Regions from separate parts of the Homo sapiens genome. Here region 2 is linked to region 1. A link is a contact called in ENCODE Hi-C or POLR2A ChIA-PET data. All regions are on one chromosome and are shown on one strand. The core of a region is the stretch at or near the end of the contact, and the rest is flanking DNA. Distances in the headings are between cores, read along the strand shown. Region 1 overlaps ETFA (electron transfer flavoprotein subunit alpha). Region 2 overlaps SCAPER (S-phase cyclin A associated protein in the ER).

Evidence for each region. Hi-C counts contacts between places; a loop is a spot of excess contacts on that map. ChIA-PET counts read pairs that join two places held with the same protein, here RNA polymerase II (POLR2A). Pooled maps may share reads with other maps.
Region 2: a loop to region 1 is called in a pooled map, with 4 times the contacts of the local background. The contact joins two enhancer-like sites. A Hi-C loop is called at or near these places in 1 of 168 maps with a recorded cell type or tissue (IMR-90), 4 of 37 single-sample maps with no recorded cell type and 5 of 50 pooled maps. POLR2A ChIA-PET finds 5 or more read pairs at or near these places in 1 of 52 experiments (A549).

Annotation. Positions count from the first base shown.
Region 1 is chr15:76,284,128-76,290,692 of GRCh38, reverse strand. It overlaps ETFA (electron transfer flavoprotein subunit alpha), which reads left to right. Exons shown (of 12, transcript NM_000126.4): 5 at 2,748-2,847; 6 at 4,212-4,322; 7 at 4,955-5,056. Among named protein-coding and RNA genes, the nearest start is that of ETFA, 24 kb to the left of the region's middle. Within about 2 kb of position 4,277, at least 4 of the 41 ENCODE cell types and tissues checked have a DNase peak (open chromatin) inside an H3K27ac peak, as active enhancers do.
Region 2 is chr15:76,862,883-76,869,447 of GRCh38, reverse strand. The region is part of intron 2 of SCAPER (S-phase cyclin A associated protein in the ER); the gene reads left to right. Among named protein-coding and RNA genes, the nearest start is that of SCAPER, 39 kb to the left of the region's middle. Within about 2 kb of position 3,212, at least 2 of the 41 ENCODE cell types and tissues checked have a DNase peak (open chromatin) inside an H3K27ac peak, as active enhancers do.

The DNA.
Region 1 (6,565 bases), core at 3,028-5,527:
TAATATGGCATGAATTGTTTTGTGAATAGTAGCTTTTACTTAAGAGTATGACTTGGGCAGGGTGCGGTGGCTGACGCCTGTAATCCCAGCACTTTGGGAGGATTGTCTGAGCCCAGGAGTTGTAGCCCAGCCTGGGCAATACAGTGAGATCTCATCTCTACAAAAAAATGAAAAAAAAAAATTAGCTGAGTGTGGTGGTGCATGCCTGTGGTCCCAGCTACTTGGGAGGCTGAAGTGGGAGAATTGCTTGAGCCTGGAAGGTTGAGGCTGCAATGAGCTGAGATTACACTGCTGCACTCCAGCCTGTGCTCCAGGGTGACAGAGCAACACCCTGTCTCAAAAAAAAAAAAAAAAAAAAAGAGTAGCGACTTTGGCTCATAATGTTTCTCTTTTTTTATGGCTGCATAAGATTCCATGTTTAGCTAAGGACAGTTAACTTGGTTCCAGTTTTTTGCATTTATATACTTTACTGCAAGAAAACATGGTCATGCATGTATCTGTGTAAACATGGGCTGGAATTTATTTACAATAGAGTTCTAGAGGTGAAATCACTGAGTCAAATGCTATGTAGTTTAAAAATTTTGATACCTATTACTTAATTGTCAACACTTGGTAGTATACATTTTAACATTTTTTCCTCCAGTCTGATGGGTGAAATAATCTTTGTGGACCGTTCTGTCTCTGAGAGTTTTGATTATATATTGGATGATTTAAATAATTTCATGAGCCTTGAGTTTCCTTCTATGATGACAGTTCACCTAACAGAGTGTTAGACCATGAAAGGGTGTTTGTCATTAGCTAGATTTTAGTACTCTGGCCATGATTGCTATGTTGTAACAGATGGGAGTTTTGAGAATAAGGGTCACATAATAGTAGCTGGTCGTGCGGCCTGTAAATGGGTTTGGAATGAGAAACGTCTATCAGAAGAAGCCAAACAATTTGCTGTATGATAGTCCTTCACCAGCTGTGGTTTTGAGATAACACACTTTTATACTTGTCTGCTAGAATTTTAAAATATGTCATTTTTTATGCACAAAAAGAACTCAATTATTGCTTCTTCTTCCCAGAAACCATGCAGGCAGCTTGTTGGATGGGATATATTTTTAATAGGATAGATATCTGTGTACCATCCACCCTCATGATGTTTAGATAGAAGACCAGATCCAGGAAAACATACTTTTAAGTACCATGGTAAAATTTCTTGAAGATATGTTAAACAAGGGATAATGAAAATACAAAAGACATTAAATTTTGAGCAATTTAGAAAGTTCTAAAACTTTTAAAAGAGGCAAAGTCTGTATAACATAAAATTTGTAAGATAATCTGTTCAGCCAAGTAACTATTCCAGTAATAATTCCTGAACAGTTAAAGAAGGTGGTTCAGGAGGAGGATTACTTACTGAAGCTAGCTTTAAATACTGACAAATCTGGTTTTTAAACCAGATTAAGTAGGTGCTTCAGAATGGGCATGGTGGCTCATGTCTGTAATCCCAGCACTTTGGGGTGCCAAGGCAGGAGGATCAGCTGAGGCCAGGAATTCGAGACCAGCCTGGACAACAACGCAAGACCCCGCTTCTACAGAAAAAAACAAAACATAAACCAAAAAATGAGCTGGACGCAGTAGCGTGCGCCTGTAGTCCCAGCTACTCAGGAGGCCAAGGCAGAATAATCTCTTGAGCCCAGGAGTTCAAGGTTACAGTGAGCTATGATCACACCACTGCAAGTTCAGCCTGGGTAACAGAATGAGACCCTGTTTCCAAAAAAAAAAAAAAAGAAGAAGAAGAAGAAGAATTAACTGAGACTTGGGGAACTGTGACTTTCCCAAGGATTCCTGCTGCTGAGGACAAAGTTAGCACATGCATCTATTTCAGTACAAGCACAAGAACACACCTTTATTTTATTTTTGTTGCTTTTTAAATATGTACTACACAGGCTGTTCTTCAGGTTAGTGTTATTCTTTTCCTTTTTTTTTTTTTTCTTTTGAGGCAGAGTCTCGCTCTGTCACCAAGGCTGGAGTGTGGTGGTACTATCTCAGCTCACTGCAACCTCCGCCTCCCAGGTTCAAGCAATTCTCATTCTCATGCCTCAGCCTCCTGAGTAGCTGGGACTACAGGCATACACCACCATCCCCGGCTAATTTTTTGTATTTTTAGTAGAGATGGTGTTTCACCATGTTGGCCACATTGGTCTCAAACTCCTGGCCTCAGGTGATCCTCAGCCTCCCAAAGTGCTGGGATTACAGGTGTCAGCCACTGTACCTGGCCTTACTCTTTTTTTTATACAATATCAATTTAAACAAAAGGTGAAATGTCTGCTGTGAATTTTTTTCTTTTATATACATTAAGTAAATGTATACAAGCATAATCTTTTTCAGTATTTGAGAATTTTACCACCCTTCTAAATTTGTTCTATCTTTTCTTATCTAAATTCAATAATCCACAACTGTCACACTTGGTAATTGATGTTTATTAAATTTCATATCTCATAGTTCAATATATTGCATTAAGGTGGCTTAATACTGTAAAACTCATGAAACTCTTAATGTAGTTAGAGTAATGGTAAGTACTCAATCTCAAAGGCTATTTAAAAAGCTGTGCTTGAAGTTGTGTATCCAAAGGTGCACACGAAATATAAAATATTTGAATTAAAATTTCTACAGAATATGCATTTAGAATATGTCATTACTGATCATTTATAGTCTTCCATCACTATGTATGTGTGTTAACTCACTGCTTATTTTGCTTTTAGAACCTTTTGCCCAGAGTAGCAGCCAAACTTGAGGTTGCCCCGATTTCTGACATCATTGCAATCAAGTCACCTGACACATTTGTGAGAACTATTTATGCAGGTGAGTACTCAAGGAAGATAATTAATCAACATGTTAAATTTTAGTGAAAAGCATAAATTAATCTTGAAGATAGAATTTTAAATCAAACCATACAATTGCTTTAAGTGGACCATCTTAAAGGTTTCTGAGGAAAATTTTAGTCTAGAATTGCTGGTGGCCCTTGACATGGCATTCTCTCTGATGGATCGCAAACACAGAGATTTCCTGCCTGTTTATTCAGTTTGCAGGGTGATATTTTCCTAGTGATCAATAAAAATTAGATTCACAATTTAATATATTTTGTAAGTGGTACCTGGAAAAGCAAAACTTAAAAAAAAATAGTATTCTCAATCTTTGCTGCTTCTACTTCATTTCCATAGGCATTAAGAAATTCATTTTAGCCAGCTGCAGTGGCTCGTGCCTATAATCCCAGCACTTTGGCAGGCTGAGGTGGGAGGATTACTTGAACTCAGGAGTTTGAGGCTATCCTGGGCAACATAATAAGACCCTATCTCAAAAATAAATAAATAAAATAAATTAGCTAGGCATGTTGGCATATGCCTGTAGTCACAGATACTTGGGAGGCTGAGGTGGGAGGATTGCTTGAGCCAGAAGGTCGAGGCTATGGTGAGTTGTGATCATGCCACAGCACTCCAGCCTGGGCAACAGAGCAAGACCCTGTCTCAAGAAAAAGAAAAGAAATTCATTTCAGTGTCTCTTCAGTTGATTTTTTGCTTAGCACACTGGTCTCTAGTGGGGTCGGAGAAGGCAGTGAACTCTTCGTTTTTTGCCTGATTAAAGTTGTGTATTCCAGTATGAATGGCTAATTCTGAAATTAGACTTTTCATCTTCCATAATGTTTGAGGGAAAATATTTTGTCATGGTTTAGGTTACTGTTAATGTGATAGCTAATCCAGAGTGTCTCAAATCCTCTTAAAATCTTAGCACATTCATACCTGTTCTTTATGACCTATTGTGTTTTCAAGATATTCCTCCTTTAGCATGCACAGTAGCTACATTCTTCCTAAGTTGTTGCAGCTCATAGTTTTGAGTTACTGATTGTATTGTTTTTGGAGAAGGAAGCTTTGTTCATATTCCTTTTAGAGGTGTAGTGTACCTTCTTAGTGTGGATGCCTGTTCGAGTTTCTTCCTTCTAGGTGTGGTAGTACCTGTCCTGCTTTTAAAGACATCCAGGGTTATACAGATATCTGCTGATATGTTTCTTCACCGTTATGGTTCATTTTTTCCTATACTTAATAGAGTTAGAAGACAACTGGTCAATAGTTATTTCTTGCCTTGTCTGTGAAGTAAATTCCAAGCATCAAAGGAGTGCTAGTTTTGTTGCCTTTTGCTGTTGCTTTTAAGAAATAGATTGTATGTTTCAGGAAATGCTCTATGTACAGTGAAGTGTGATGAGAAAGTGAAAGTGTTTTCTGTCCGTGGAACATCCTTTGATGCTGCAGCAACAAGTGGCGGTAGTGCCAGTTCAGAAAAGGGTGAGTGTTCATTTGGAGTTTTTTTGTTTTGTTTCTTACTTTTTTAATTCATAGACTGTATTATAATAAGAGATGACCTCTGCCTACATTTCTAATGAATAGTATTTGAAAGTTCAATTTAAATGATATTCCCAAGCTTATACAAAAATAATAAATATGTATAACTTACATCTTTTTCACATTATCTTTGGTACTAGGATAGTTGCTTTGGTAGATCAAGGGAGTGGGAGACAGAGGATCTATTAAGATTAAGCTTTTTTACTCTTGTCACTGTTTCCTATTATATTTGGGTGATTCAGTATAACAGAAGAATGTAATAGGAAACGTGTGGAGGGTGTCACACTTTAACATATATAGTGTCTTATTTGAACCTCATAGAAAGAAAGTTATTCTATATTCAGACTCAGAGAATTGAATGATTTCTGGAGTCATACAGCTAATGTGGCAAAGGCTGGAATCTAGTCTCCTTAAGTCTTTCCATTATCAGAGAGAATTAATTAGGAGCACTGAAAATTCACAGTAATTAACTTAAATTTCGTGGAATTATATACTTGTGTGTTTCTCTTGAAAATAATTCTTGTTATAGAACTTGAAATCATAGTCATTGTTTTATTATGTATTAATGTATGCAGCATCAAGTACTTCACCAGTGGAAATATCAGAGTGGCTTGACCAGAAATTAACAAAAAGTGATCGACCAGAGCTAACAGGTGCCAAAGTGGTGGTATCTGGTGGTAAGTGAAATATTAATCTTAAAAGATGTAAATTGAAAATACTTTGATTTTTTTTTTTATTTTTAGTATTTATTTTAGAAGTACACAGATCTTTTTCAAATGTAAGAAGTTGGGAAGTTTGGGATATTATTCCCATTTAACCAATTAGGAAAATGAAATTATGAGCATAATACACAGTTTGGGGTTTCTGTTGCACACCTAGTCACTGGCACCAGGGGGAGCATGGTATAAATCTTATCTGCATAACTTTGCCACTTGGTGCCATCTTATTGATGGACTTCCATGAATTCTGCAGAGTATGGTTGGCTTCTCAATTATAGATAGAACTGGCTTGAATTTCAGGGCCATCTTGTGTATAATTCCTACCCTTCTTTCCACTTGGAAAGATTTCCAGAGTTGTCCATGTCTTTGTGTATAACTCTTTAAAAAGTTTCTTAACATTTAATATCAAAACTGTTAATATTGCATAAGACATGCTTATTTTTATACATCATGCTCCTTGTCTTTAAAAACAATGATTTTTTTATGGCCCACTGACTAACTTTTTGAAAAAATAAGGACTGTTATGCTTTTTAAATCCTTGCAATTAAACATCCAACAAAATAAGCTTTCAGACAGCCTTCTATTGCAAGTATCATTGAGAAAAAAAAATTAATATTTTGAAGTGATATATCTGACTTGTTTTTCGTTTTCTTTTTTTCTTTTTGAGATGGAGTTTCGCTCTTGTTGCCTAGGCTGGAGTGCAATGGCACAATCTCTGCTCACCGCCACCTCCACCTCCCAGGTTCAAGCGATTCTCCTGCCTCAGCCTCCCGAGTAGCTGGGATTACAGGCATGTGCCACTACGCCCAGCGCGGTGACTCACACCTGTAATTCCAGCACTTTGGGAAGCCGAGGCGGGTGGATCACCCGAGGTCAAGTGTTCGAGACCAGCCTGGCCAACATAGTGAAACCCCGTCTCTATTAAAAATACAAAAAATTAGCTGGGCATGGTGGTGGATGCCAGTAGTCCCAGCTACTCAGGAGGGTGAGGCAGGAGAATTGCTTGAACCTGGGAGGCAGAGGTTGCAGTGAGCCGAGATCGCACCATTGCATTTCAGCCTGGGCAACAAGAGTGAAACTCCTCCTAAAAAATAAATAAATAAATAAATAAAAATAATAATTTTGTATTTTTAGTAGAGACGGAGGTTCTGCATGTTGGTCAGGCTGGTCTCGAAATCCTGACCTCAGGTGATCCGCCCACTTCAGCCTCCCAAAGTGTTGGGATTACAGGTGTGAGCCACCGAGCTGGGCCCTGACTTGTTTATTCACTTATTTATTCAAGAAATGTATATTGGTTATCTGTTCTATGACAGGCTTATTGCCAAGTGCTGGAGAAACAGATGAAAAGGCAGAATGTTCTTCCTCTCGAGGAGTTTAAAGTCCTTGAGATGACTCCCATTCAAATAATAACTTTATTCAGTCATTCAGAGAAATTTATTGAGCATCTATTATATGTAGAGTTTTGCT
Region 2 (6,565 bases), core at 1,963-4,462, 580 kb before region 1:
GCCCATTTTTAATTTGGATTATTTGTGTTTTGCTAGTGAGTTGTTGGAGCTCCTCATATGTTCTGGTTATTAATCTCTTACTAGATGGGTAATTTCCAAATATTTTCTTCCACTCTGTGGATTGTCTCTTTGTTGATTATTTCCTTTGTTATGCAGAAGCCTTTTAGTTACTAATATAGTCTCATTTGTCTATTTTTGTTTTTGTTGCCTGTGCTTTTGAGATCTTACACAAAAATTCTTTACCCAGACAAATATCCTGGAGCATTTCTTTTAAGTTTTATTTTAGTAGTTTCATAGTTTCAGGTCTTACTTTGAAGTTTTTAATCCATTTTGATTTGATTTTTTGGTATGGTGAGAGATAGGAACCTAGTTTTATTCTTTTGCATAAAGTTATCCAGTTTTCCCAGCACCATTTATTGAATAGGGTGTTCTTTCCCTGGTGTATGTTCCTGTCAACTTTGTCAAAGATTAGTTGGCTGTAAATGCATGGGTTTATCTCTGGGTTCTCTATTCTGTTCCATTGGTCTGTGTGTTTGTTTTTATGCCAGTACCATGCTGATTTTGTTACTGTAGTCAGGTACTGTGATGTCTCCAGCTTTATTCTTTTTGCCCAGGTTTGTTTTGGCTGTTTGGGGTATTTTGTGTTCCATATAAGTTTTAGGATTTTTTTTTCTATTTCTGTAAAGAATGTCATTGGTATTTTGAAAAGGGATTGCATTGAATCTGTAAATTGCTTTGGGTAGTGTTGTTTTAATAGTATTCTTCCATTTCATAAGCATGAAATATCTTTCCATTTTTTATATCCTCCTCATTCTCATTCATCAGTGTATTACAATTTTCCTTGTCTGGATCTTTCCCTTTTTTGGTTAAATTGATTCCAAGATATTTTATATTCTTTGTAACTATCGTAAATGGGATTGCTTTCTTGATTTTCTTTTTTGGATTGTTCACTGTTGGTTTTTGTATGTTGATTTTGTATCCTGTAACTTTACTGAATTTGTTAATCAGTTCTAACAGATTTTGGTGTAGTCTTTAGGTTTTTTGGTTTTTTTTTTGAGACAAGGTCTCACTCTGTCACCCAGGCTGGAGTGCAATGATGCGATCATAGCTCACTGCAGCCTTGAGCTCCCAGGCTGAAGCAATTCTCCTGCCTCTGCCTCTCGAAGTGCTAGGATTGCAGGTGTAAGCCACCACACCTGGCTGTCTTTATCTTTTTCTAAGTAAAAGATGTCATCTGCAAACTAGGCTAATTAGACTTCTTCCTTTCCAATGTGGATGCCTTTTATGTTTTCATAACTGGAAGGGGAACCAACAGATTAGTAGTTTATTTCTTGTTCACTTAATAGTTCAGTGTAGGTATTCAGCATGTGACCTTTCACATTTTGATGGGACTAAATTTTTTTTTTTATCTTATGACTCTATCATTCTTTAGAGAGGTCTGCTAGATCCTATGCATCTGGCCAGTAAGTGGGGAATTGAGGGAGAGAACATAGCTGATGATGCAGGAGACTTAAAAAAAAGCAAACCCAGACCTGGACATAGCTTACCTCATTTTCCCCTATATTCTAGCATGCAGAACTTAGTCACATGGCCATCTGTCTGCAAGAAAGACTGGAAGGTGTTGTCTAGCTTTGTGACAGGAAAGAAAGCAAGTGGTTTTGATGCATATTGTAGTCTCTGTCATGGAGGCTGATACAGTATTAGTAATTTAGGTTTGAGATGATGATAGCTTGGACTAGGGTGATGGTAGTGGATTTACATTCTCCAGTTGTGTTTAGGAGATAGACTCGGTAAGACTTGATATATCATTTAGTGTATAGGCTAGTGAGCTATAACAGAGACTCCAGAACAGAGTAGCTCATACAAGAGAGAAGTTGTTTCCCCCTTATAATAGTTTAGCCATCCTTAGTTCATCTATGGTTTTACCTTTAGATGGTGTGAAATATTGGTAAAAACTGATAAAGTTATCGTAAATTACTGAACAGGATTCCAGCTTATCATTCTGTAATATTAGGAAAATTGTACTAGTTACATGGTTTCTCAGGTAAGCTGCATGACTAGTAATCTTGTCTTCATGCTACCCAAAGTATTAAGGGCGTTAGTAGTGGGAATTTAAGAGAAAGGTTCTTTTCTGAATTATTCAGAAAGCTGAAAAACATTGGAAAAAAGATACAAGAATTTCATTTTATGGGCAGATAGTGGTATGAATGGATTTTGAAGAACTTGTATAAAGTAGAAAGTTTTATGGAGACAGATACATAGACATTTAGTAAACAGTACTTGTAACCTTTTCAAGATTATGGGGAAAGTTGTTGAAATTATTTAGATATTTTAAACCTAAGAGAAAGAAGTTTCTTTGGGAGCAAGTCTCAGAAGTACCTAGCCTCTTTGGTAACTATTGTAAACACTTTCTTAGATTATGTACTGTAAGATTTGAACATAAAAACTTTCACTGAAGGCTGATCTTTATACTTTTAGTTGAAACATTAAGTATTTGAACAGGCCTCTGTAAAATCTCCATACAGCACTAGGTGGCACACTGTGACTTTGGATGAAAATACACATATTTTGTTGAAGACTCCTGTGAGAAAAGAACCTAGGTTAAAAAAAAATACTGTTTGAAATAGACATCTATTTTATGAAGTATCTCAGAACCATGTATTGCATTTCAAACCCTGATACTGATATTAAAATGCTTAAAACTATTTTATTTACATTACTACTGACATTTTTATAAGAACTGGACTACTAAAAATCATTAGAATTTATGGGTTTTTACTAAAAGGAATCCATTCAGCATGTATTACAAAAAGCATCTGTGCTTTAAAATGAAAAATGATTTTCAATCAGATCTTGTAGTAAGATGAGTAGTTATAATGTTTTTGCTTATCAAGTATTGGAATTAAGAATAAAATCAAAGTCTTGAGCTAGTGGTTTTTCTTTGAATGTGTGTCTGTGTATATGTACTAAATACAAAAGAGCTAACTTGGTAAAATTTATAGTGGAGCTGAAATGTTTATGGAAGTAAAGAATGTTAGATTTGAAGTTTTCTGGTCTAGTGTTACAACATTGCTATTTTGTGATTATCCATTTTAGTTCTTGGAAACTCATTATTTTGTGAAGACTCTTGACTTAGAATGTAATGTATGGCATAGTGAATTTTCTGACCTGATATACACACACACACGCACACACACACACACACTCAGTGTCTCTCTCTGTCTCACAGGATGTTCTGTGATTGTGTAAGGGAATTATCTGAAGTAGAGCTGAAAAGTAGGCCATCTATTTATACTTGTTCATTTGGCCTGGAAGCAATAGTGATACCCTTGGTTAGAACAATGCTAAATGATAGATGCCAGTGTAAGTTAGATAGAACTGACCAATACTTAATGGGAGATGTGCTTAAGCTAAAGGACGAAGTTTTCTGGTGTTACATTGATTGGAAAGTATGAGAATGAGTAGAGAAGTGACTTTTGCAAATCTACAGGACACTGAATGGGGTTTGGACAGTGATCATAGACAAATGAGTTTCAGTGAAAGACCTTAATGAGTCAGGTAAGTAGATGACACATGGATATTCAGGGTAAGGTCAGAGGAATGAAGGAATATGGGTACGGATGTTTACATTAAAGACGTAAAAAGTGACAAGTTCTGGAGAGGAAAATTTGGGTTAGACTCTCATCACAGAGAATTAGAGTAGAAGAATATAGTCTTTGTTTTTCTGGTAGTTGGATATTAGTTGGCGAGTTGATTCATTTTTGTACCGAAACCTGTTTCCTGTCACTCACAGATTTAGCACCTATTGTCATTCCCTCTTTCTTACCATAACACAATTTGTCTCTGTACTGGATCATCCCCATCAGTATGAAAGTATGATATACTATCACTCATCTTAAAAATCCATTCTGTTTATTTATTTCTTTGTTCTCCTTTATGACGAAACTCAAAGTATCTTAATACTCAGTATCCCCATTTTTCTCATCATTCTGTTTTGAACCGTTTTCAGTCAGGATTTTGACCCTACTATACCACTAAATAGGCAATAAGTTACCAATTTATTAGAGTTTATTATAAATTATTACTTTTATCACTTCCTGGACAATGCAAGGCTGTCAGTCTTATGGCTGTTGCTTTAAAGGTAATGAGTTGATTTTTCCCTCTCCTCTGTACTCAAGATTTTTCTCTTTGTTTCAGTTTATCATCAGTTTTTCTGTGATATGCTTAAGTGTGGTTTTCTTCGTATTTATCCTCTTTGGGGTTTGCAGAGCTTCTGGGAGAATTGGGCTTATATCTTTTTCTCAACTTTATTTTATACTGTCAAAGAGATTAATGGGATAGTTGGTGAAATGTAAATGCTGTAATTTAAATAATAATTCTGTATCAGTGATAATCTCCTGATTTTGTTAGTTATAGTATAGTGATATAGGATAGTATCCTTACATATATAAAATACATAGTGAAGTATTTACTGCCAAGGAGTATAACTGCAGATTGTTCTCAAATGCTTCAGGAAAAAAATGTGTGAGGGTATGTTTGATATTCTTTGTGTGAATTTATAACTTTTTAGTAATTTGAATTTATTTCAAAATGACAAGTAATATGTGTCTGTTTATCTCACAGTTGGCTTCTTACCATACAGCCACATTGTTTGTTTACATACTGACTATGGCTGCTTCACATAAAATGGCAAAATTGAGTAGTTGTTACAGAGGTCTTATGGCCTGCAAAGCCTAAAATAAAAAAAAAAAAATTATTATCTGGCCCTTTGTAGAAAATCTTTGCTGACCCTTGCTCTAGAGTGTACTATAGTGACTTTTTTTTCTTTCCCTGAAGTGATGCTACTCATTAATTTCCTTCATTTGAAAATAATGTATTGCTTTTTCTTCACATATTCCCCAAAAGAGTAAAAATTAACCAGTGGGTGGGGAGAATCCAAACTGGAAGGCAAATAGTAACATACTCCCAGGTGAAGATGAGAACTAATTACATGATTTTGGCAAACAGTACTTTGGATATTGTAAGGTTAAAGATAAGAACCATACGTAAATGCTGTAATGTAGTTAGTAAATGTGTTTCTCATAGGAGTATGGGTTAGCAACTTTGAAACTACTTTATGTGTATATTAGAATTGAACAGATAAGTAAATAAGTTGTAGATAATGAAAACTGGGGATCTTATGTTGGAGAAAGAAGTTTCAGACAAGCAAAGCGAAAGGCTAAAATGAGCCCCGTGGCTTAGGATTGAAATCAATCAGTATAAACTCACGGTTTTTAATATCTGTATAGAAATAGATCCAGGTGTGTATATTGTGTGTTAGGGTGCATTCATCTAGTTCCTATTATCTCATTCTGTGAGTTGACTGGGTGATTTTTGTGATGTGATGTTGGCTTGGGTACTGGCATGGCAGCAGTTTTCTAGGGGCTCAGCTGGGCTGGAATGTCCAAAATGGCTCACTCACACAGTGGGTAGAGGATGCTGTCCTCTGGGAATTCAGCTAGGGCCTGTCAACCAGAGTGCTGCCCATGTGTGGTCTCTCTACTTGTGGCTTGGGCTTCTCATGGCATGACAGCTGGATTTTAAGAGTGACTGCCCTAAGAGGGAGCATTCTAAGAGACTCAGGTGGAGGCTGCAAAGCTTCTGATGACCTAGTCTCAGAAGTTATGCAGTGTCCCTTCTGCCGCATTTTATTGGTCAGAAAGCAAGTTACAGAGGCATATTCACGGGGAGTGGATTACATGAGGGCATGAACACCAGCAGGTGTGGTTTTCTGGGGCCAAGGGAGGCATCTTTGAAGACTACCTACCATACTTGTTAATTCATATATTATTTTTTACTCTTACATGTTTGCTTCATTTACTTGGATTGTTAGCTCTTTGAGGACAAGCACAATACTTTATATATTTATATTTTTCTTTATATTCTCCTCAGTCTCTTACTTGATGCTTTTGCACATAGTAATTGCCTCGTTAAATGTATTGCGCTTTAGGATTCCAGGAATGCTAAAAGTCCAGGCTGGCAAGAACTATAGGAGGGCAGGGAGGCACCTACTAATTGGACTGGGATTTTGGGCTGGCCCAGTGGTGAACTTGTTTCACAAAGAGGCAGGTTTCCCACACAGATTTAAGGATTAGATAAGGAGGCTGCATCCTCGTGTTCACATGGGTGTTTTATGATCTCTTTCTTCTCATAGATACTTGGCTTATAAAAACAGACTATTTTGATATGACATTCATTAGTGGGGAGGCAATTTCCTTTATTTTACTGGACCTGGCTCCCAGCTGGCACAGGGTGTTGGTGGGGCTGAATCTTAGGCCCGTGTTCTTAGGCCAGGCAGGGCTAGAGCAAGCAAGAAATTACGTATGTTCTGTGCAATAGTTTGAGTTTTAAAAATTGCAATTTAAATTTACCTGTTAACAGCAATTATTATTTGAATCCTGATAACTTGGAGATAAAATTATGTAGCTAAAAATGGAATGTTGACTTACTTTAGCGCAATCTCTAGAGAATTAAAAAAAGCGTTTTCCAAAATATTTTATGCTGAAGAGGTCTTTTAGGGGAAATA